3 separate regions of the Mus musculus genome follow, and all the other regions are linked to region 2. A link is a loop called in an ENCODE intact Hi-C map of the cell type or tissue named here. Cell type or tissue: left cerebral cortex. All regions are shown on one strand.

The links. Peaks named below come from ENCODE experiments on the same cell type or tissue, not always from the same donor. Only the 100,000 strongest peaks of a DNase experiment are listed, where the experiment ranks them.
Region 1: a loop joins it to region 2, with 3 times the contacts of the local background. A loop is called at or near these places in 2 of 42 quality-filtered maps.
Region 3: it touches region 2 in a loop (6-fold over the local background); 2 of 42 quality-filtered maps call a loop at or near these places.

Annotation. Positions count from the first base shown.
Region 1 is chr13:101,211,522-101,219,521 of GRCm38, forward strand. No RefSeq gene overlaps it. Among named protein-coding and RNA genes, the nearest start is that of 5930438M14Rik, 17 kb to the right of the region's middle. In left cerebral cortex, no CTCF peak of the experiment used is centred here; DNase peaks (open chromatin) are centred at 1,205, 2,236, 3,829, 4,494 and 5 more places; H3K27ac peaks cover 4,606 bases.
Region 2 is chr13:101,482,445-101,490,444 of GRCm38, forward strand. No RefSeq gene overlaps it. Among named protein-coding and RNA genes, the nearest start is that of Gm36475, 54 kb to the right of the region's middle. In left cerebral cortex, no CTCF peak of the experiment used is centred here; DNase peaks (open chromatin) are centred at 1,539, 3,745, 4,782, 5,357 and 2 more places; H3K27ac peaks cover 4,396 bases.
Region 3 is chr13:101,537,407-101,545,406 of GRCm38, forward strand. Gm36475 (a long non-coding RNA gene) reads left to right here and starts at 2,952. Exons shown (of 4, transcript XR_382828.4): 1 at 2,952-3,210; 2 at 3,397-3,500. It overlaps Gm41043 (predicted gene, 41043), which reads right to left. Exons shown (of 2, transcript NR_168906.1): 2 at 6,371-7,406. It overlaps LOC105245613 (a long non-coding RNA gene), which reads right to left and starts at 3,188. Exons shown (of 3, transcript NR_168907.1): 1 at 3,121-3,188; 2 at 728-834; 3 at 533-635. In left cerebral cortex, a CTCF peak has its summit at 7,395 (motif pointing left); DNase peaks (open chromatin) are centred at 1,270, 3,610 and 5,432; H3K27ac peaks cover 2,628 bases.

The sequences.
Region 1 (8,000 bases), 270 kb before region 2:
CCCTCCCAAAGATGCTTCAATCTCACTCAAACAGAGAGATAAAATATTGACCAGAGGTGAATGAAGGGAGGGAACTGAGTTGAAGAAGGGATAGGGAGAAGAACGGGGTGGGGTGAGGGAGGTCAGGTGTAGGGAGGGCCAGTGAGAGAGGACAGGGAGAGTGAGCAGAATTTCATTCTTAAGAATGTCATAGCACAGTGATTCTTGACCTTCCTACACTGCAACCCTTTAGCAGGGTTCCTCATGTTGTAGTGACCCTCAACCATAAAATTATCTTCATTGCTATTTCATAAGTGTACTTTTGGTACTGTGGCGGGGGGGAGGGGTCCTGTTCTATAGTTAGCCTACATTGGGATAACTCACCAAGGAAAAGGAGCCAGTGAATCTTTTATTAGAGAATGCAGCCAACCAGATCTCAACAATACCTTTGAATTTTAGTTGATGTTGAGTTGTCCCTAAAAAAAAAAGACAGTGTTGAAATAATGGGGCCCAGGAACATAGAACAGTGCATGGGGCAGGTGAGCCCAAGGCTCAAATGATTTCTGGGATGCTTTCAGGAGCTAGTGGCCGCCAATTGACAGAAAAATAAAAACGCAGGCAGGGGAAAACAAAGGGGAGACCAGTATATCAGCTCTGCGCATCTGCTCAGCTTTCTGTACTTTGTTCATGAATTCCAAACGGTTCTTATGGTGGATTGGAGGAGCGTTCTCAGCCATTCATTTGTAATCCCTAGGTCTCCCTAGGCAAGCTGGCATCAGATAGCTACCTCCTGCATTTCTGTGTTTGTTTCCTGACCTGTTCTCACCCTAGGACTTCTGTGGTCAGTTATAATGCAGGATGTTGCAGCATAGTGCAATGTTCCCCAGGGGTAGCAGGAGGGCATCATGAAGTAGCCAGAGTGGCTGTCATAGAGCCCACTGGTATAACTTTGCTATTTGGCTAACATCCTACATGTTCACAGATGGACTCCAAATCTTCCGTGACTTTGATGAGTGATCCCCACCCCCCGCTCCCAGGCTTTTTATCTGCTCCCAAAAGTTCAAGGCTTAACTTTTCAGTTGGTAGCTTCTAGTAACTTGAGTGTTCTGGAGGAAACTGTTCTGGGAAAATTTTCCATGAATTCTTTCCATTTGCATAAATTAAAGAGGAGGAAAATGGAGCGTGAATGGAGAGTGTGTGGGAGCAGGTGAATTGTTATCAGGAGCTCAGGCAGCTGTGTACCCCAGTATACTGCTCAACGCCTTCTGTTGGAAGGGGACTAGCTATGGATTAGTGCCAAACAGGTTTTTCTGCCCGATCCAGACCTTCATCCTGTAGCTTCCATTCTGCTAAGGTATCTGCAACTTACTTCTTAACTCAGTGGCAGCCAAAGTTGAACTTGAGTTCTGTGTCTAAGTAGAAGCCAAAAGAATTTTTTCCTGGGCACATCAAATGCAGATCTCTGATGGTCAGGGGCTCAGACTCTCCTGAAGCCTCTACTTATAAAAGTGGGACAGAGTAAGTGCTGGACCTCTAGTGTGCTAAAACCCAGCTGCTTAGGCCAGGAGAGACCTTGCAAAACTAGGACAGACATGCGTTGAAACAGGGCCTTTTGCTGTAATGGGCTTGGACCGTTATAATCTTGGAGAGGAAGAAGCAACTCAGTTTATTTCTACTGCGAGATAATTCTCTTTGTAGCTGCATTCCTTTCTTGCTTGAGAAGACTCTGTCTTCCTGGCTGAGTAAAGGGGCAGCGTGCACATGCTCCTTTGTTCGGAAACAAAGCTCTCACACTGATGGGTGTTTTGATTGACTTCTGAGACCCTTTGGTAGTAGTGGATGCTGAACAAACCTCATTACTCTGAGACTTTTTTGGGTGTGAATCCTCTCAGAACCCTTGAATGAACTGTGCAAACATCTAAGGCTGGCTTCAGTTGCTTCTGCCTCAGTGGGGCTGACAGTGAGCTGTGGCGCTGATACGACATTTATATTCTCAACAGCATGTTAGGGCTGCTTTTACATTATTTATTTATTTAATTTTTTTTAATGTCAATTAAACCACTGTGCAGCCAGTCCAGGACGCTTCCCAGCAGAATACGGGTCTGAAAGAGAAGTGCATTCGCTGGTAAATGAAACCCCAATGGGGACAAAATTAACAGGAGGCCTGTTGTAAACTCAGGGGCCCTCCGCTTCTCTCTCCTGTCCTCAGTCTGTGTTTGCACGCGGAAGCTTTTTCTCTCACACAGAAGCTCAGTGAAGTAACTGTTCTCACTAGCTGGCAACGGGCCAGCTTGCTCAGAGGTGTGAAGAGAGATCTGGGAGTGGATAATTAAGTATCTAAGCAGTTGAAAATTTGAAATTGTCAGGAGAGAGGAGTTGTCATTAACTCACCAGGTCTAACTCTTAAACATATTTATTGAGTTTTTTTTTCTCTTTTGTCCCCGTTCTTGCCAGTGAGAAGAACAAACAAACAAACAAACAAACAAAAATTTGAAAGAAAATTCCTCTTCAGTCTAGAGCAGTGGTTCTCAGCCCTCCTAATGCTGTGACCCTTTAATACAGTTCCTTATATTGTGCTGACCCCCAGCCGTAAAATTATTTTTTTTGTTGCTATTTCAGAAGTATAATGTTGTTACTGTTACAAATCATAATGTAAATATCTGTGTTTTCTTACGGTCTTAGGCAGCCCCCAAGGGACTCGTGACCCACAGGTTGAGAACCAGTTTTCTAGATCTTCTTTGCCCTGGATTCAGCTCTTTAAGGAAGGGGTTGCACAGCAGTTCTGAGCAAGCCATTAGTAGCAAAGTCCTTGGACTCTTTCCAGCCTGCCTGTGGTCTCCTGCTGGGCCATCTCCCAGAGCTGGTCCTGTTTTGGGTGGGAAAGGATGGTGCCATCTTGAGGCTCTTCCTGTATGCTCTCTCCTTCTCCCAGGGGGAACTGGCATATGGTGCAGGGTTACTTCATTTAAGAATAAATGGGATATTGAGAATTTACATAAAATTACTTAGTGTGATGGCTATTCTTGTTTGTCAACTTGATATCCAGGATTAAGTAAAGCCCAACTGGCTATGTACACCTGTGGGGACTTTTTTTTTTTTTTTAATTAAATCATTTGGAGTGGGAAGACGACTTTAATTCAGATCTTTTGAAGTGTTGCCACCTTTAATCTGGGCCATACCTGGTGGCAACCCATACAAAGGACATGAAGATGGGCACTTGCTTTCTTTGCCTATTTGCCCTTACCTTGCTTAGCAAGTCCACTCTTTTGCTGTCATTAGAGCCTACTTCTTCAGGATTCCAGCGTCTCCTGAAGATCACCTAAGATGGAACAGTTACTGTATTCTTGGACTTTCTGTTGTTGGACAGCCATTGTTGGACAGCTGGACCACAGCCTGTAAACCACTCTAATAAAAATCTCTCTCTCTCTCTCTGTATCTCTATGTGTGTGTGTGTGTGTGTGTGTGTGTGTGTGTATATGAAGCTTCCAGACCAAATTCTTTCCAGGTTTAAACTCCAAGTAGTCTCTTAAATATCCTGGATTCTGAAATATATATATTTCATATGAATGAAATATAGGTATTTATTTCATATATATATATTTCATATATATAATTCTATCAGTTCTGTTTCTCTAGAGAACCCTGACTAATATACTTGGTGAGAAGTGGGTAGGGCTGAAGGCAGTTTAGATTAAAAGGGAATCCTTCTGTGATTTTTTTTTAAAAGTAAAATATTGAATCTTTTTTTGAAGCACATTATCACATCCCGATTTATCCCATTTAAATCTGGAATACCACATGGAGGCTTGACTTTATCTGGAGCACACATTCACAGAGCTAGTTCAAAGCCAGAATGTCCTCCCCACCCCCCATGCCCCACCCCCGGGGCTGAAGAGACACTCCTCTGAAACAGTGTACCTGCTGGTTTCTGGATGCTGACACTGGCATGCTCTGAGTGGGCACCCGCTGCATGCTTATTGAATCCATGGAAAGAAGGGTCAAATGAGACATTAACGTTTAAAATGTGACCAAAGGGACAAGATTTCAGGATTCGGGATTAAGATGGATATTTGAGAGGCTGCTTGGGGTTTAAATTTAGGAAGAATCTGGCCTGGGATTTTCATGTAAGAGCTGGGTCCTATTCTGCCTAATGGACTGTAACATAATCCTTTTCACTCTCAAGCAGCCCACAGCAGCATCTACACAGCATAGTCACCCGTGACAGCTTCCTAGTGAGGGTGGGTTCCGGTTGTATTCCTTTCTCCGTGTCAGGACATGGCTTCAAATTCAGGCACAGGTCAAGGGCTGCTGACAAAGCATCATCAACACCGTGTGCTGCATGCCATGGCCTCCTCTCGGGAAAGCCTCAGTGGGAGGCGGTCCAAACAGGGTCCTGCCTGGAGTATCCCTTACGGAGAAGCAAGGGCTCGGTTCTTAGAAACTGACTCTCCCGTTCAGGTTACACGTGGGGGGAAAACCAGGGTTGCCTGTTTGAATGGCACACTCTCTCAGTGCCTGTTTCCAAACTCCAGCTGAGCTGACATGTGGTGGACATGATTTCAACTCGGGAGCAGGTTTCATTTAATCCACAGGGCATCTGAGTTACACGGGAACCAAATGAGAAACAGACGTGACTACAGGTGCCTTTCGCCCTGCTCTTGGGCAATGAACTCAAAGGTGTCTTTGATTTCAGTAAGAAATTTGGCAGGGAGCTTGTTCATAAAGTGGTTTCATTGCAGTGGCTTTTGGTAAAAAGGCTTCTCTCTCCTTCCACTTGACTCGTACCACACACATTCAAATATACATAAAACTCCCATCAGGAAGAGTAGCAGCACTGTGCTAAAAATAAAACTTAAATTAAAAGCCCACTTCAGTAACCTGTAAGTTTCCCATTCTTCCTGCTAATGGTCATTGGTTTTTCTCACCTTGGATGGCCTGATTTCAAATAGGTAATTATTACCAACAAGTCCAGAATAGTGTCAGACCTATTGTGTAAATTATACGGCTTTTAAATATATTGATGAGTCAATATTTAACCAAGGCAGGTTAAGTCAGTCAACTCCAGCAGGGACAAACCACATTTGTTCTGTAAGCATGCAGCTGGAGAAGGGCCTGGGAGTGGGCCTGGCAAAATCTCGATTTCCTGGACCCAAAGTTCTTGTACGATGGGAGCAAGTTCTGTCCTCATATGGCTCAAAGGCCAGGCCCTTTGGAAAACTCTTTTGTATTCTCCAGCCATGCGTATGTTAAAGGCAAAGGAGACTCACTCTGAGATCCAGATAAGCTAAAGGCCTGGACAGAGAAGTGGCCCATTTGTCCACGTGTTGGAAGCAGGGAAAATGTGTGTCATTTCTACCCGCAGGCCTGTTGACTTTGGGCAAGACACATTACATTTCAGGCACTCAACTGCCTCATTTGCAAAACCGTAAAATAGAAGCCTGGACGTATTCAGGACATTGTTATCCTTTAGGGCTTGATTCTGTGAGAAGTTTGACTTTGATTGTGACTCCTGGGTGGAAAGCACTGTAGGTGGCTTTTCTCACTTAGAAACCCTAAACCGTATCTGTCCAAGTCTGGGTGCACAGGTTGTGTGCATGGTGCGATGCCAGCAAGAACAGCTCACGCAGACTGCGAACTGGATGGTAACCTCCACACCTCAAGTTGTGCAATGGTGCCACCCTGCCTTGAAAATGCAGTCTATCTTCTTTCCTCCTAACGAATAGACTGAGGTTGTAAGATTTTTTTTTTTCTTTTAAATTCCTGTGTTTGCTGGAATTCTGCCAACTTCTTCCCTCAGCCTCCTTTCTGAGGAGACTTTTTTTCATCATCCAAAGCCCTGATTAGAATAAAACTAACAGCTCGTTTAAAGGGTAATCATTCCCACTCCAATGGCTTCTGCTCTGACAATGAGAAGAAGAGAGTCAGAATGGGAGTCCTGCCTGATGCAGGCTGTTTTCAGTCTTCTCCAATTTATAGACCTAGGTTTAACCTAATTCTCATGATGAAAGATTCAGAGGCTGGGCGCTGGGGGATGATTGGGGGATGAGTGTGGGGCTGTAATAAATGGGATTCGCCTACTTACCAAAGAGATCCCACCCTTTTTCTTACCTCTTTCACCATGTTAGGACAGACAGAGAAGATTGGCATCTGAACGGGCCCTCAGTAGGGTTTGAGCATCCCAAGTTCCATAATTGTAAGGACTAAAGCTCTGTTGTTATAAACTCCCTCCTCAGAGTCTCCGGTATTGTGTTATAGTACCTTTACTAAGATACACACCAAGCTATGTTGCTACCCTTCTCTGACATAGAACATGGCGGACAGGGTGGTCTCAGATGACGTCTTTTTGGTGTATTGGAGATGAGTATTCTTTGTATTTTTGATACATACGGATATAGATAGAAAACCTTTATCTGTTGTACAGGTCCATCAGAAACTTGGTAGCTAGTGAAATGGCGGAGTGGGCCTGGTTTGATTCCCAGAATCCACATAATGTAAAGAGAGGTCTAACTCTTACAAATTTTCTTGTGTGCCACACACACACACACACACACACACACACACACACACACACACACACAAAGTTTAAAAATGTAAAGTAAAATGAAAACAAAACCTTAATAGGTGCCATCTGCAACAGAGAGCTGGATTCATGCTTGTATGCAGATATTTTTAATCTTTAACTGGGGCTGATCTTATCTCAGCCTCAAGCTGCCTGGGAAATATAGGTTCCTGTGCAACAATCGGTGACTGACTCTGTCCCCACTTGTGGATACGAGGGTCCCTGGGGTTCTTCAAGCTCTCCTGTCCCTTGTAGGGAGCAGAACTGGATTAAAAATATTGCTGCCTAAAAATAACAAGTGGGTACTGACGAGCTTTTTTTTTTTTTTTTTTGTTACCATTGGGTATGGATTAACTCTTCTTTTTCAGAAACCAGATTAATGTCTAAAGTCTTGGGGGCGGGGTTCCCTCAGTTGGAAAGGTGTTTTTGTCACCCCCACGCCCCTCCTGCTCGGAGGCAAGCTACCCTTTGCCAAGTCCTCCCTTTGTCAATTCTTGCAGCTGCAGGCATTTAGCTTCAGGGTGTGTCCTAGGGACAGGCAGGCTTACTCTCCCATGCCTATCAGGCTGTTTGCCCTCTAATGATGAGATAATCTGACTTTGCATGTCAGACCTGTCTCATCACTGAGTCCTGCTCAGTCCCTCTTCCTGAGTATGTGTGTGCTTTTTTTAAATTTAATTTTATTTTATTTTTTTAGCGTGAGTGTTGGTTTTGAAGGCTTTTTCATTTCACGATCCCCTCAGGTTCTTGCTTCCAAACCTTGCAGGTTTTGCAATATGAATTTGAATCCTGACTTGGCAATTTCTGGTTATATGACCTTTGGAAAGGTGTTCTATTCTTTGGTAGGAAGCTTCCTCCTCTATACAAAATGCATACACAATTGTGCCTATCCTAATAGCTTTCTGAACCACTCAAGGCAATGCTGCAATACCCCAGTCTGCTGCTCAACACACAGAAAAGCCAGGGTGGAGGGCTGGTATGGCTCAGGATTGAGTCTTATGAAGTGGATGCCACACTCCCGTTCCTTCAAGCCAGTGTCTCTCCCAGCGATATCAGTTTTCCTAAGCACTGCTCATGTGCACAGTTGGTACTTTGATGGGCCTCTGGCTTCTATGTCTAATTTCATCCTGTTACAATCTATCCCATACCTTTCTCAAAAATTAATTGAAAGCACATCAATTTTTGCATATGAAACCTTTAAGTGATACCAAACTTCCCGTTGGTACAAGCAACTATCACATAGCAAAATTCCAGCTGAAATATCCAAATGTGTTTCTTTCCATGACCTAAATGTACCAACACTCCCTTAAAGTTTACCCTAGACGTGTGAGCGTGTCTGCTCTGCCAACTCTCTTTTACACAGGAGCAGCTGCATGTACAGAAACAGATGGTTCTGTGAGTTGGGCTGTTGACCCAATGGCTGCTATTTTGTGACCAAAAATGTATGACCACGCTTTAAATG
Region 2 (8,000 bases):
GTTATCACAGCTATTCTGGAATCTTTTGCAGGGTATCTGTAGGCTGTCCGCTTTGCTTCCCTTCTAGTAGCACTTACTATGGTATAGAGGACATGAGTGGGTAGAGCAGACGCTACTAAAACATGACCTCACACTCTTGAGTGTGCTGTAAGAACCATTGTTGGTAGTTCTTAAAAGGACACAGGACTACCCTCTTTTTTTCCCCAACGTTCGCTCACTGCTGCTGTTTCAGGTGTGGTTTTATATCAGTAAGGGCAGAAACAGATCCCAAGGTCCTGTGATCTCACTGAAGGGTGGGAAAGATCCATGGATTCTCTTCCTCTTACAGAACTCTCCTGGACCCTTGAAAGGGTCAGAGTTACAGGGCAAAGAGTACAGAAATTTGGGGACTGTCAGTTACTTCTTAATTCGATGCCTCCCATTTTAATCAAATCATCTAAACACTTTGTACTTTGTCGGTGCCTTTTACTAAGAAGGCAAACTATAGAGCCCAAAAATGTAAGCTCGTAAGAAACATCCAATAAGTGGTTCATTTAAATCATTTTTCAAGGAAATACAAGTGACAAATTCATGAACTTAGGTTTGTTTCGCATGAGTTGATGTTTTGGGACCACTCCCTGCCTTCTTCCTGGCCATTCCTCTTGCCAAACTTTCATCCAGTCCTTTATGAAAAGCCTTCCAAGTAAGCTATACTTCCATTTGCCTGATATGTTTCCAGTAGAAGAACTTTCCTGGACTCAGGGAAGCAAGGTATGAGGGTCTGTGGTATGTACTCTTGTATGCTACGGATTTCCTTACCCATACTCCTTTGTTCTCCACAAGTCGCCTTGTCACAAATCAGTATTGTACTTCTGCAAGTTGTCAGGATGGAACCCATGAGTTCAAATCATGACCCTACCCCAATTAGTTAAGTGTTTTCCACAGGAACCACAGATTAGTAATCTTTTTAAACCAGGGTGTTGTGTGCAAGTGTGTGTGTAGAGGGGCGAGGGGTGGCTTCCACAAAGGAAAGCATGAGAACATGTCATACAGAAACTTACATTTGGTTCTCAGAGTCATTGGTCCTTTTGGAGGCTCAGGGGGAGCTCCAAATCTCAAGCCTGTGTTTTCAAAATATGGACATAGTCATTATATTAAACACTTTTGCACCCTGTGGCTGAATGCCCCACAGAGCGATTTAAGGGGTGGGAAGATTTTTCCTGGCTTGTGGTTCCAGAGTTAAAGAGCAGTGCTGTGGGAAGGCATGGCAGAGTGGCTCTCTCTGCAGCAGCTGGAGGTCACAACCACCACAAGCAGAATGTAGAACAAATAGCCAGAATTACATAGACTGGATGTCATCCTAGGCCCGCTCCTAGGGACCTGCTTTCCCCAGAAAGGCTCTGCCTCCTAAGGTCACAGCATCTGCTGGGGAACAAGTGTTCGAAACACCAGCCTGTAGAGAACACTACACATGCAAACCATAATAGTCATTCTCTCTCCTCCCTTCACTCTTACTTTGGCAAATTCTGGTTTCTTGGAGTCCTTTGGCCTAGTCAGTGGTTTCTCCATGGGAAAGAAAGGCTTGGCAGCCACCCAACCTCAGACATCACGATGCAGCACTGAGTAGAAAAGCTGCCCTTTTAATTCTGCAGTATGACATAAAGCTTGTAACGAGGGTTTTGAAAAGGAGAAAAGCCTTCACCATTCTAAGCTTCCCTTTAGTTATCAAGAGTCAAGGCTGACATGCCACCACCATGCAAGATGAAAAACCCTGTGTAGACCTCAATAGATATGACCAGTGTTTGACAGAGGTCAATGCCTTGTCATTATAAAAATGCTCAGCAAACTGGGTGCAGAAGGAATGTGCCTCAACAGTAAAAAGCCACACACCAGCCAGCCACAATCCACTGTCACTGCCTCCATTCAACATGGCTCTGGGAATATTAGCCAGAACAACGACGTGAAAGAAAAAAATCAAAGCATCAAAATTGGAAAGGAAGACATCAGATAATCTCTATTTGCAGCTGACATGGTTTTATTCGTAGAGAACCTTGAAAGTTCCAGAAGAATAACTGGCCTCTAAACGTTTGTTGTTGTGATTGTTTGTTTTCTGACATTTCAGGGTACAAAAAAAAAAAAATACAAAAAAAATTCAGCTGTGTTTATATAGAATGTAAGCAACTATTCAAAAAAAATTTTTAAGGAAATAATTCCTGTGTGCTACAACATCAAAATGCTCATTATGTAGGGATAAGTTTAAGTGAAAAAGTTAAAAACTTACAAATGAAAATTATAAGACATTGATGAAATAGATTAAAGAAGACAGGTGAAACAGATGGGAAGAGAGATGTTAAACTGCCCATCATGTGCGTGCCATCTGCAGATTTAATGCTATACTTCATCGAAAACCCAGATTATTTTTGCAGAAATAGAAAAAAACCCACATCTTAAAATTCATATTGAAACTCACAGGAGCTACAGAGCTGCAGTTAGACTTTGATAGTTTTTTTTTTTTTAATCTCTAGAAGACATAAAAAGTTGACAACACACATGGAAAAGTGACCTATATCAGTCAAAGTCCAAGAACTGTGAATAAAACCACAAGTTGTCATTGTGCCATAGTTCCTAGTGTAACTGTTACCAAAAAAAAATAATCAAAACTTCTGGTGAGGTTATTGAAAGATACAATGCTTAGACACTGCTGACTGACATGTAGCTCAGTGACGTCATAATTGGTAACATGATGAAGGTTCCTCAAAAATTAAAATGTATGTATATAGGAGTGCCCAATTACATGATAGTTATCTATATATACATATAGTTTACACATATATATGAAATAAAACCAAAGAATTGTCTGCATTTGCTTATTAATTTTAGTACTGCTCACAATAGCCAAGATAGGGAATTAGGGCCAGTAATGTGGCTTAGCAGCTAAAGAAACTTGCCACCAAGCCTAAAGTCCTGAGTTCTATCCCTAGAACCCACATAGTAGAAGGACCAAATTGAGTTTTGGGTTGTCCTCTGACTCCCATAGATGTTTAACAGTATGATCATGTGGGCGTGCATACAAATAGTGTTAAAAAAAGATAGGAAATCAAAAGTGGCCACAAATAAACACATTTTTAAAGGAAATATGGTACATGTAATATGCAATAGAATTCTATTCAATATACAAACATAAGATATTGTATGTGGTACACATAATACACACATAGAATTTAATAGGCCTAATGTTGTTAATGACAACATGGATGAGGCTGAAGGACATTGTGCTAAGCTAGAAGGCCAGGCATGGACACGAAGATACTGAATGATCATAAAATGGATTCCTCATCTCACCTCTTAGACTTCTCAAACCTTCTACTTGGGATCATGATAGATTCATTCTTACAGGTCATCTAAGGCTGTCCACCAAAACACACACACACACACACACACACACACACACACACACACCAGTAGACACACTACACTGGGCCAGCCATCAGCTCCAGTAACAGTCCTACACAGGGTTTATGAGGCCTAAGCAGACAGACTTCAGAACCTACTGCCTGAAGCACTCCTTGTTTGAGGCTGAAGTCATCTGACTAAAAATACATTCACCAATCAACACCTCCCTGTTGTTTTTAGCTACACGGATGCCGAGGGCAGAGTAACATCTCCAAATAGACTTCAAAGAACGCACGGTTCTTCAGGACACTAATTCACACCGGCCTTGTGTAGGGGCAGAAGAGATGCGTAGCACAGGTACCGAGAAAGTCACCAAGCTAAAGGTGTCAGCCTGTGAAATGAAATTGTTCTTTTGCTGACAGTGCTTGTGTCAACTGGTCTTCCTTGTAATCACAGGATGCTCGTAGATCGTGATCACAAAAGTTACCAGTAGTTTGGAGAGCAAGTTTATAGCAGCCATTAAACCATTTGTTTAATTTGGTACTATTAGGCAATAGAAGAAACTCGCCATTCCCCAATGAGTTTGTAGCATATCTTTGTGGTTCTGTGAGCTTCTCGACAGATGGTTCTTGCAGATGTGGCTTATTTTGGTCATTTCTGCTGTTACCAGGATGCAAATCTCCCAAACACACACTTTAGAGTCCAAAGACAGTCTTCATAGTAAGTTTCTTAAATCCAGATGTTTTACTGTTGGATCAGTTTTCATTTTGCTATGTGAATCCTCTGGCCTCATGAGAAGTCTGTGTTTGGGGGTGTCTATAACAATAAACAAGAGTATATATCATATATCTCTATCTATCTATCTATCTATCTATCTATCTATCTATCTATTCATCAAAATACAAACCATTAACTTATTCCCACTTCATGTTATATGGCAGGGTATTCATCGTTTCAGTCTAGACCAGACACTGGGGGTTACTCAAGTCTTCCTCAAGAATGCATTCACCTTTGCCCTGGATGAGAAAGTGCTAAAATCATTGCAGTTTTCACTCTTTCCACTACTAAGAGTTCAGAAAGTTAGGGGCTGCAAGATTGGAGTTTTCCATTCCTATAAGTCTAATGGAGGTGGCTCAAGGAACAACTCCTGCTCCTTGCCAGTTACTGACCTAATTTCTCTGCATTTTCAATCCCAAGTTTGTATGCATTTATAAGATGCAAATTCAGTATTTACTTGAATCTGTTTGACTAAAAAAAAAAAAAAAAAAGCCTGGTAAAATTCCAATTCTGGAAAGGTTTGTCTTTGCTTTTCTGACTCAGGATCCATGTTTAGAAAAGGACGATAACAACAGAGCCCTCTCCAGATGCATTCAAAGTGAGTGGAGGTTTCATGCCCAGGGAACAGGAGTCTACCGTGGTTAGATGTCTAGTTTCTACAAGTGTAGAATATACTTCTTACCACTTCCAGCTGCCCTACTATGTGTTGAATTCAGTGACAGGTAAGTAAACAAGCATGAAATTTTCAGTCTCCCACTTAGAGGTCTTTCCTTGGATGCTTCTCCCTGTGGTCTGCCAAGCTACGTTCTGAATAGCCTGGTTCGGCTCAGTCTTCTTTTCGGAACTTACCACATGTATTGTGTCCACCTGTTCTCACCCAATTCTGATGCTGCCTTGGTGTATTGTGAAATTCCTCATCTTCTGGCCCCTTTTTGATGCCTGATCTAGTTATGGACAGAAATACCAAACTCACAAAAGGTTCTCCCCATCCTCAGAAACCCCCCTTTATGTGTATGTTACTCCTGATACAGCAGAGACCACCTGTCAGCGGAGCTACTAAAGGTTCAATGTATGAGGGGTTTTTTTCCCCTTCTCTCTCTCTTCTCAAGGCTCAATTTTCTAGGCAATTTACATTTGAGACTGCAGAGTAGTGGGTGTGTGGCTGCTTCCAACTTTCCCTGAGTGGTGATGTAATCGTGGAGCAGCCATCTGTAGTTCCTCCATCTGGTTGGTGAAGGCTGCTCTTGCCAAACCAGGAGCAATGCACCAAGGCCAGTCTCACCTTTCCAAAGCTGTGACAGGCAGTCTACCATCTCTGGGTCTTCAGAGTAGATGGCTTATAGATGGGCTATATTTATTCCAGTGCTAGGAAAGACCTGCAGAGCTCTGTGTCTTGATATCTTCATCAATAACATGGAATGAACCTGTCTCCCCTTATAAATTTGATCTGAGGATTGGGAAGCATACAGACAGCTTTTGTATATGGCATGAGCTTGGCATATGATAAATGTCCTCATTCCCTCTGTGGCATGATCATCTTGGGATTCTCACTGTTAAGCTACAGTCTGATTCCCCCCCCCCCCATTACTAGAACCAACTCCATGGCAGCATCTTGCCTTACTGGGATTTACATAGGATGCTAGAGCATTTAAAATAACAAAACTATGATCTTGGTGATGGACCTGCCACTCAACTGGATGACTTTAGATTAGCACATTTTTTTTCCAGGAAAGCAAAAAGATTAACTTGAAGAATTGCTAAAAATCTATGCTTCTACCATAACATCTGCTGAAGGATGTGATGAGAGAATGCATACTCTGCATGAGAAGTGAGCCTTCTTTCTCCCTTAAATGGATGCGTGCTATCTTAAAGGCTCTGTGATCACATTGTGGACTTCTTTCCAATAGGCTCACTCCGGACTCCAGCCTAAATCATGAGGTGGCTTCTCAGACTCATAGAGGGATGGTATCTTTTAACACTGACGTCTCATTCCGAGACCAAATCCTATGAAGCAATTCCTATGACCCAATTTCCATGAAAGCTTCTATTGCTCTTACTGCATCTGTCTGGTGACTCCGTGAGTGAGAACTGAGGCCTGCTGGGGAGGACGAAAGGGAAGAAGGGAAACTTGGATTCAAGTTCAACAGCTCACCATGTGTCACTCACAAAGCTGACACTGGACACTCATGCGCATAATTAGGGAAGACACATTCGAGGACTTTCCCTACCTAGTAACAATGCAGTGAAAGGACTGATGCTGGGGATTGCTTTGAGATTGGCAAGTAAAAAAATGTGATGTGGGTTCCATGGCAAAACTGCCAGTTCTGTTCATATTAACATCTCTATATAAAAGGAAAGATCCCCCCTTCAAACTCTTGACTTAAAACTGAACCATATACAGTACAACCAATCTAGATGCTACCTTTGAGTCTGCATGAAACAGAGCCTCAAGAAAGAGTTCACTGTTTGTTCCTAATACCATCACAAGTATCTACCAGGTATCTAATAAGGCACCTGTGGTGCTTGGCTCATGTGAAGTGGCGCTGTTAGAATGTGTGGCCTTGTTGGAGGCAGTATGTCACTGTGTAGGCAGGCTCTGAGGTCTCTTAGTGCTCAGGCTCCTCCCAATTCTGAAGAGAGCCTCCTCTTGGCTGACTTTGGATCAAGATGTAGAACTCTCAGCTCCGCAAGCATCATGTCTGCTTACACGCTGCCACACTTCCCACCACGATAATGGACAGAACCTCTGAACCTGTAAGCCAGCTCCAGCTAAATGCTCCCATTTCTAAGAGTTGCCTTGGTTATGGTGTCTCCTAACAGCAATGAAACCCGTCCCTTATGAATGCTGAGGTGCAGAACCAGTTGTAACTTCACCTATACCTTTCAAGAACAGGAACCTGGAACTAAATCCAGGTGTTAATAATTATTTGAAACTGGGCAAAGGTCTAACCAGTAGGAGGGAAGATGTAGAAACAGGTGTCAAAATTAAAAATTATTGTTTAAGTTGAAAGATAAGCTCAACGACTTGTGGCTCTAACTCCTACTTCAGTATATTCCCTTACTCGGTGTCTGGAAGACAGGAGGGTCATGGGTCTCATCTGACAGAAGTGCCAGCTACTTCAGTTTTTACAAGTTCTTTGAGGAGTTACAGATAGACTCAGAAACAGCTGTTAGGAGCCAACTCAGATGCATGTGGGCATAGCCAATGTGCCCTACTTTGTTGGTTTGGAAGGTAGAATGATGCCACATGGCTTTGAATGCCCAATTTATAATAATCCCATTCCTTTGTTCTCCCTGAGAAGTTTGTACCTTGGTTCCTGACTGTTGCTTATGAAAAGTCTGAAAATCTTAGCCCACATTCCCTCATGGCAGAGATAACTGTTCTTGCTGTGTCTATGATAGAATCAGAAATTCTGTCAATGTGATACAAGCAGAGAGGCTGCCTGGGCCACAGGTGCTTGAGCCAGAGATGGCTGGAAGGCCAGCTGCTTGTCCCCAGAGTAGCCTGTTCCACCCAGCATGGAGGCTCGGTGCCTTAGCAGCAGGGCCACAGCAAGGCAAGTTTTCTTTCCCACATATTAAGTCATTTTCACCAGGCAAGGCCAGGTGTGAGGAGACTGAGTGAGGAGAGGGGAGCATCAGGGTCAGACAGCTCCCCTCGGACAACCTTGACTCTCCTGTTGAATTTGAATCACTCAATACCTGATGGTTTTCTTCCTGGGTTCCCACTTCAGTGTCCTTTTCTGTTAAAGTAATAAAGCAAAAAGTATTTTAATGTTTCAGAGATATCCCAATAATAATAATAATGGAAGGAGTCTGAATTTCTTTGTTCTTCAACTCCTCTGAATCCC
Region 3 (8,000 bases), 55 kb after region 2:
CAGTGACAACATGTGATAGACCTGTACAGTGTAAGAGCCACATTCTCTCATCAGCTGATTTGATCTATATTTGAGCAAATTAAGGCCCAAAGAGGCTACCCAGTTTCAGTCTCTACTCTTGTTTCTAACATGCCCTGTGGTGGAGTGTCTGTCACAGCAAGGGAAAAAGCAGAAAGAACCTAATGACTCTTATTTTCTCCCATTCTGGCCCAACCAACCCCAGGTATGAAATGCAGTGAGTTTTGAGATAGTCAAGGCCTGGGTGTCTTGTCTTTCCAGAAGAGAGCTTTTGGCTGTGGCTTTAGCTCTACCTTGGAGCTATCTTCCTGGGAGGAGTGAATCCTGGCCAGTTGCAATTCTTCTCTGGGTAGTTCTGGGAACTGTTCAAAGCAATAGACATTGGAAAAGGGTCCAAGGGCTGTTGATTAAGGGAGAGAAATCTGCTGTGTTAGAACACAGTGTGCATCTTTGACGTACAGACCTCCATCCCCTTGAGACAGGAAGAAGCTAGAATATATGATGTAGTCAACTGTTGACTTGTAATGAGAAAGTACTAACTTTAATAAATGGGGCAAGAATGGGGTGGGAAATACTCATAGTTCTTGGTGGGCTGCACAATGACAGTCAGGAGCTACCTGTAAAGACGGGGGGGGGGCTGAATTAATTACTTTTCTCATTGTTTGACAAAATAACCAGACAAAAGCAACTTAGGAAAGAAGAAGTTTACCTGGACTCACAGTTTGAGGGAGTGTTGTCTGCTGTGGAAGGTAAGGTATCACAGCAGGCTTCATGATGAACAAGAGTGTATGGCTGAGACTCCTCACTTCCTCACAGCTTGGTGAAACAGAATTTAGAAAAGGAACAGGAAATGAATGGGGCCAGGACATAAAACCTCAAACTACCCCAACCCACCCGGTGACCCACTTCCTGCAGCAAGGGCTCATCTTCTAAAACTTCCAGAACCTTCCAAAAATAGCACAAACATGGGGGATTAAGTGTTCAAACACATAAGCTGACTTTCAAACCACAACAAGAATAAACAAAACTGCCCTTTAGCCTATGAACCTATAGCCATACCTCCATGTGTGCCTCTTAGGATCTCCCATCAGTCTTACCTGCGGTCCTTCCCATAGCTGCATGCCAAATTTGTCAGCAATCCCTCCCAAGATGGCAGATGACAAAGAGACTGAGGTACTTCCAAAGGAAGCCACTGAAGGAAGCTGTGTCTGCCAGATTGCAAAGACATTTCTAGGCCGCATGCCTTTGTAATGTGTTGCAAATCACAAGTGAGCCCATGCTGCCTACTGTTGTGTGGTGGAGGGGGATCAAGTTGGAAATTCGAGGAAGTACTTCAAAGTCTGGCCTGAATAATCTTCCATGCCTAAATTTAAAGATGTAAGCTGTCCTTGCAGAATATAATTCCCTATTCATGCTCATTTATCAAACCTTTGTCTTTATATATAAAAACATTTAGTTTTACAGAAATTTTGAGCCCCAAAATATGGGTCAGGTCGCTGGAAGTTTTACCTTCCCTTTTAATGTTTTTCTTCTAGGCATTTCATCCCATCCCAGTTACTCCCTCCTCTGCCAGAACCTCTCTCTGGGGCCACCACAAATAAGTTTCTAGGTCCTTTTGAGAGATGAATCTATTTTGAAAACACATGGCAAGTCAGTCAAGACTCCAGAGCTGTTAGCATTCACACAACCAAAGGGTTTTCAAGGTCAGTTTCATCAGTTTATGCAGATGAGATGACCTATAGTGACATGAAAGCCACAATGGAGTTACACAAAGCGTGGTTCTCAGAACTCCTGTTTCTGGAATTACCTGGGGAGCCCGTAAGCATGCCAAACCTGGGTTCTGATGCCGGAGAGTATCAGGGCTGAAGCTTTTAGTCCCCCTGTGAGCTACAGGCTCATTTGGATGGCAGACAGCCTGTAGCTTATTCCCTGCAGATTCCTGCATCATCCCCTACGTGCAGAACAACACTCCCTGGGGGCACTGAGGGGATGGGAGAGGTACTGAGTGTTGATCAACACGGATGCTTCTCTTACATTGTCTGGGAACCTTCTATGCAGACTTGCTTCCCAGCCAAGGGACACTTAGATTTTTATCTTGCCTGGAAGTCAGTCCTGGGGCAGCTTGGCCATGAAGATTGGTACTTCTTCTAAAGAATTCCCCAACAAATTGCCATTCTTTGTCAACCTTTAAGCCTTCTCTGAGAACAGAGGACATTCTCAGCCTCCCATGATTTAAGTAATCAACCAGGTCTACAAAAAGACAGTACCAGGAGGCAATATGGTCTATGTACAGATTTCCTATCTGAGACTCACAGTGGTGTATCGGATTACCCTGTGTGCTTCCATTGTCTCCTCTGGAAAATGGGACTTAATCAGTCTTTCTCTTAGTTTATTATAATAATTGAATGGAACAATGCCCACCAAATTCTCTTAAGTCTGGAATGTCAGTAAACAGAGCTGTGTCTGGCACTCACGGTGTCTTTATGCTAGTAGAAAAAGTTATCTACCCTCGGGTAGACAATGTCAGAAGATGCCTCTTTAACTGGGATGGCTCAGCATGGTATTTCTGCTGATGTCTTTCAGAAGCTGCGTGCCTGCCCAGCTAGCACCCTTTGGGCTGGGCATTTTTTACAAAACTGAAGCTGAGGCTCAGTCAATATCTGTTAGTACAGCAATGAGGTTGGGAAAGAAACCCGATGCTGAGAGAGTTCCCCAAATCTTTTACCTCCTCCACACACTCATCAGGATTCTCCCCATCTACAGGCCCAGACAGAATCACACCCTCCAAGTAGCAGGTCAGAGAGACTCAGTACCATGGTGCTTGCTCAGCAAATGCCCATCTTGAAAAGAAAAAAAAAAGAAAGAAAGAAAGAGAGAGAGAGAGAGAGAGAGAGAGAGAGAGAGAGAGAGAAAGAAAGAAAGAAAGAAAGAAGGAAGGAAAGAAAGGAAGAAAAGAGAAAGAGAAAAGAGTGAGAACAGAGAATAAAAGCATAATGTCAATGTGAGCTTTTCAGAGCTTTTTACCAGCTGATCACACTTCCTGTTTCTCTGAGGGCTTCCCTGACAGGCAACTTGCTTCCTATTTGGTCATTGCCCTCTCACCTTCCTGGGTGAGTCAGCGCAGTTGACCCCCAACACACTTCAAGCTTCTGGGCTCCCGTGTGTGCTCTGCCCATTTCCTGGTCTTCCCAGGTAATCCCCCTGCACAGAGAAGTCGCCCCGCCCCAACCACAGCCCACAGCCCACACCCCTCTGCCTCTGCGACAGCCCTGCATGCACTGGGGACGTGAGTCAGGGCATTTAACCATTCTCTCCTTCTGATGCTATTATTGGAATGCCTATTCACTCAGTTACACGCCTGCTTCCCGTATTTCGCAGGCCAGGGCTCCAGGAGCTGCTAGCCACGCACTGCTTGGTCCGAGATGCCACTTGGATGATCACATGCTGGTTGCTCAGAAGAGTGTGTGCTTCCAAGAAAGCAGGTTTGTTGAGTCCAGAGATCTCTACCTCCTTCAACTAGCACCGACCATGTGTCTGGGACATGTGCCTAGTAGTGTGCCTTGCCTCTGTGGGTGGCACAAAAGAAATTGTTCTGGATTGAATTTAGAGGAGGAGGCAGTGAAGTAGAAAGCAAAAAGGGCCCTTGCAAACACATGTGCTAAGCGAACTCTCCAGGCACAGGCAGCTGGGGAGGTCCGTGTAGGAGGAGAAAGGGGAGGGCAATTCAGAACACAGGTAGCTGTGGGGGAGATGATGGACCAGATGCCATCAGCTCAGTGAAGATGCAGAAGGGGGGCATGAGCTGGACTTGTTCCCACAAACCGAAGCATCGCCCTAAGTCTGGATTTTGCAGTTACCTCCTCTCTATGCTAGGCGATTAGCAATTCATAGGGTTTTGTTTGTCTACGCGTGTTGCTCCTTTTCCCTTTAATAGAGAAAGAAACTGAGGTCAGAGAGGTAAAAGGCCTGAACTCTCAGTTTTTCCACCAGAGCAGTGGGGTGACATACACATTCAAGAGGTCTGCCTTCTGAGCTTCATTGCCATGGGCAGGGAGAGATGCCCCCCCCCTTCACATAGCAGTGTGAAGGGGTGGGGAGAGCCTAGTTTCTGAATCTCTTTTCTTTGAAAACCTAATGTTGATCTCACTTTGTAGATGTAGGTCTTGGTTTATGCCCAGCTAACTGGACACTTGGGGAAAGTTCTGGTGCCCACTGCAGGCTGGATAAAGCTGTGGTCTTCCCAAGTTCAGGAAGCCCTCTGCCAGGCTGATCTGGCAGAGGTCTAGTTCCTGACGGTGGCATTGACTGACATCCCCATTTTCCCTACTTGACATGGACATGAAAACGTGAGCCGGAGTAGACTTACAAAACCCTTTGTCTAGGGCACTCTCAGATTTCAGGAAAGAAGGCTGGAAGTGGAAAGCAGTTCCCGGCAAGCACTCATGGGATCCCAGAACACACGGGAGCCATTTGGTCTCTTCCTTCCTCCTGACAATGGGAGGAAGTGGCAAGACCTCAGTAGCCCACTGTGGTGAGTCACAGAAGCTGGTGAGGACCCTTCAGTTTGTCACAACTGATAGAACTTCTGACTCCCATCGGCTGGGAAAGTGGGGTTAGTGCAGAGCGGTTCTGTGAATTAAAGCTGTCTCAACTCACTCTGTTCCTAGACGCAAGTCTTAGAGTAGCGGCCTCATGACCATGAACAGAGCCCTGTTGGGAAGCAGTAGTATGCAGACCCCTTCAGCATTACTGAGAGCATTATCATGTGTCTCAGTTACACTTCTGGCTCTCTATCCCAAAGAACCTGTAACGGAGAAGTGCACACATGTTTGTTCTCATGCTCACAGCAGAGGTATTTATGGTAATTTCCCAAGTGTCTGTGGGCAGGTAAGGGAAGTTTTAAATGTACCACGTGCATCTGGTGGAATATTACTGAGTCTGAAAGATGTGCTGACAGGTGGTGCCTTGTGGGAGCCTCAAGGATACCATTCTGTTCTACTTGTATAACATGTCAGGAATAGTCAGAGTTTAGAGATAGAATGTTGGAATAGTGGTTACCAGACACTGGAGAGAGGGAGACTGGGCTGTTGTTTCATGAGTACAGAATTTTGGTATTGCAAGAGGAAAAAGTTGATGCGATATGTATTTCGTCACATTTTTAATTTAAAAAATGGAAAGAATAGGCTGCATTTTGTCTGATACATGACTATACATATGTGATTAATGCAGGAATCTTAAGTTTTCCATGTAAATGGTAGACCAGTACGGAACTGGGGAGAATGGTGTTCATATAGAGGTTGGAAGCACCTCTTAGTCCTTGCTTCCATAGACAGAACGTGATGTATAGTCGTGACAAACTGAGGGAAACTGGAAGACACCCCCAAGAGCTTTCGTGACTCACCACAGTGGGCTACCCAGTTCCTGTTACCTCCTCCTATAACTGTAGGAGAACACACAGTTCAGTGTCTCTTCCAGCTTCCACCACCCTGACCCATAGAAGGAAAGGTATCTGCATTTAAAATTACCACCTGGTATGTGCTGGAGACTTCTGCAATCCTTCCAGATCCAGGGACCCTCTTTCTTAGGTGAAACCAAAGCATAGATAGACAAGCTTTTGAAATCTGACTTAAAACCTAGTATTTTAGTAGGTCCCGTTAAGCAACCTCCACCAGCCACTCCATTAAATGCTTTTAAACAAAATGAAGTGATCATTGTATGATATCCAGGGGAGGAGAGATTTACTTGGGTGGACACTGTAAAGAATGTGAACATCAGAGAGAGGGAGAGAGAGGGAGAGAGAGAGAGAGAGAGAGAGAGAGAGAGAGAGAATGAGAGTGAGTTTGTGTTTGTGTTTGGTTTGGTTTTTAAGTGTCTGTTGACCATTTTGTGGCTGGAAACGCTGGACTAGAGCTGCTCAATCAAGCAGAGATGAGAGATGCCTCAAACACCAGAAACACAAAACTCAAAACCACCACACAACTTTTGGCAAAGTGGCATAATGGGCGAGTGTGTCACAGTGGCCACTGCGCCAAGGGTAGGCCACCATACAGAGCTTCACTCTGTGTGCTTGCTTTGTGTTCTGCTCTTGTGCCTTCTGCATCTCCAAGCTGTAGGCCCTGCTTGCCCACACACTCTCCCACGATTCGGATGTGATGCCCAGTGTGATGTTTCTGAAAGCCTCCTAGACCAGTCCGTCCACAACCTAGAAATTTAGAATACAGCTGCCATATTAGTTCAAAGTTCACATTAGGTCGGAAGGTTTTGAAGAATGAAAAGTGTTGAGAGTAAGAAGAGCCTTAGGGGACATGATTGAGAATACTGAAATAAAGAGAAATCTGAAACGTGCCAGACAAAACTTTCAGTTCATCTTCTTTTTAAAAAATAACCGCCACTCGCCTATTGTACAGATCTAGTCTACTTCATTATTTGTTGGGTATTCATGGACTTCCCCAAGCTCTCAGCAAAAGTATGGAGAAATTCAGAACATGAAATCCAAATAAAGTGGATCAGCAATACGGTAACTGAATGTTGGAGTAAGTCAAGATGGGTTTCTCACCATAAAATCACCAGTCAGTTGTGCTGCGTCAGAGTGGAACCTGTTTCTAGTCTTGCAGTAACGAACCTTGACTGATGATATCTCGCTAGTTTCCAAACTCACATTCCAGTAAGTTCAAGTTGCTTAGTTGCTGTCTGTTTCACATCCAACATGAGACAGTCCTGTTAATCAACAGCAAGAGCTTCCACATGCCTGCGGCTTCTGAAGGCCAAGGGCAGTGGCCAGCCAGATGTTCACGAACAGTCCTACCCTGCAGAATGATCACTGATGGCTTTATTGCTGACAGGGGATAGCTGACCCCGCAGGTGAATAGCCATTTCAATTCATGCAGTACGGAATGGTTACCCATGATAAGAGAAATGCTAGTTTTAAATATATGGGCTTCTGGGCAAACTTTGGAATTGATCGTTACAAAGCATGATTCAAATAGATTTGAAAGGTGACTCCCTCTTCGTGTTCGCTCTTCTTCTGCTCTCTTGATGCTGGAATGAAGGGGAGCACAGATGCATTCATTTCCTCTAAGCTCTGATCATTGCTAGGAGCAGGACACTAGGAAACAGGAGAGGTGGCTTCCAGTGTCCATTCTGCCTATGTAGCCTGGAGAGTTTGAGTGCCCCTGTGAAATGGGGACAATAGTGCCTAGCTTCCCTGTACTGAGTACAAGCGGCCCAAAGAATGGCAGCATGGTGTCCTTTGTGCACTTCCTTGGTTCCTCTAAAACCGGGTCAGTTCTCTGTGTTTTTATTCCTGACCCTTCCAGCTACGTGGATCTGCAGAGCTTCACTGCACAACCATCTTCAAGCCTGACTCCCCCAGCTGGTCAAAATATGAGCTAGCAGAGGTAAAGGGAAAACAAGGCCAGTGACATCAGGGTTGATGTGGGGTACCAAATTGTAGGAAGCAAGTTAGGAAGCAGTACTGTGTACCTTTACAAAGGGGGAGCAGAGATACTTTCTGTATTCCAAGAGGCAGCAGAGACTTGTAGGTCCCTTCAGGGCAGTTCTTACTTAACACATGTGTATTCTGGTGCCAGGAAAGCTCTTCCAAGGTAGGAAAAAAAGAATCAGGGACTTTTTCCTTCTGTTGGTTTCTCTGGCCTCTGTTGGCCTCAACCCTGGCCATTAGACCAAGCAATCACACATGATTGGACTACACAGAGAATAAAAGATCCTGCTGGTTGGCCTTGGCACTTAAAGAGGAGAAGCTGAGGTTCTATGTGGAAGAAGGCTATGGCTTAGTGACCTTCAGAAAATCTCAAGAACCGTTGCCTCTGCAAAGAACAGAGAGGTGAGTTTGCCTCTGCTTAATGGGGTCCAGACTTTCCCCTTCCATGTTCCAGCATGGGTCACGATCCATGAGCTAGAACCCTTCATGCTACTGCCCAGAACAGGCACTGGGCCTTGCCTTCTGGGGTTGCTTAGTAGGT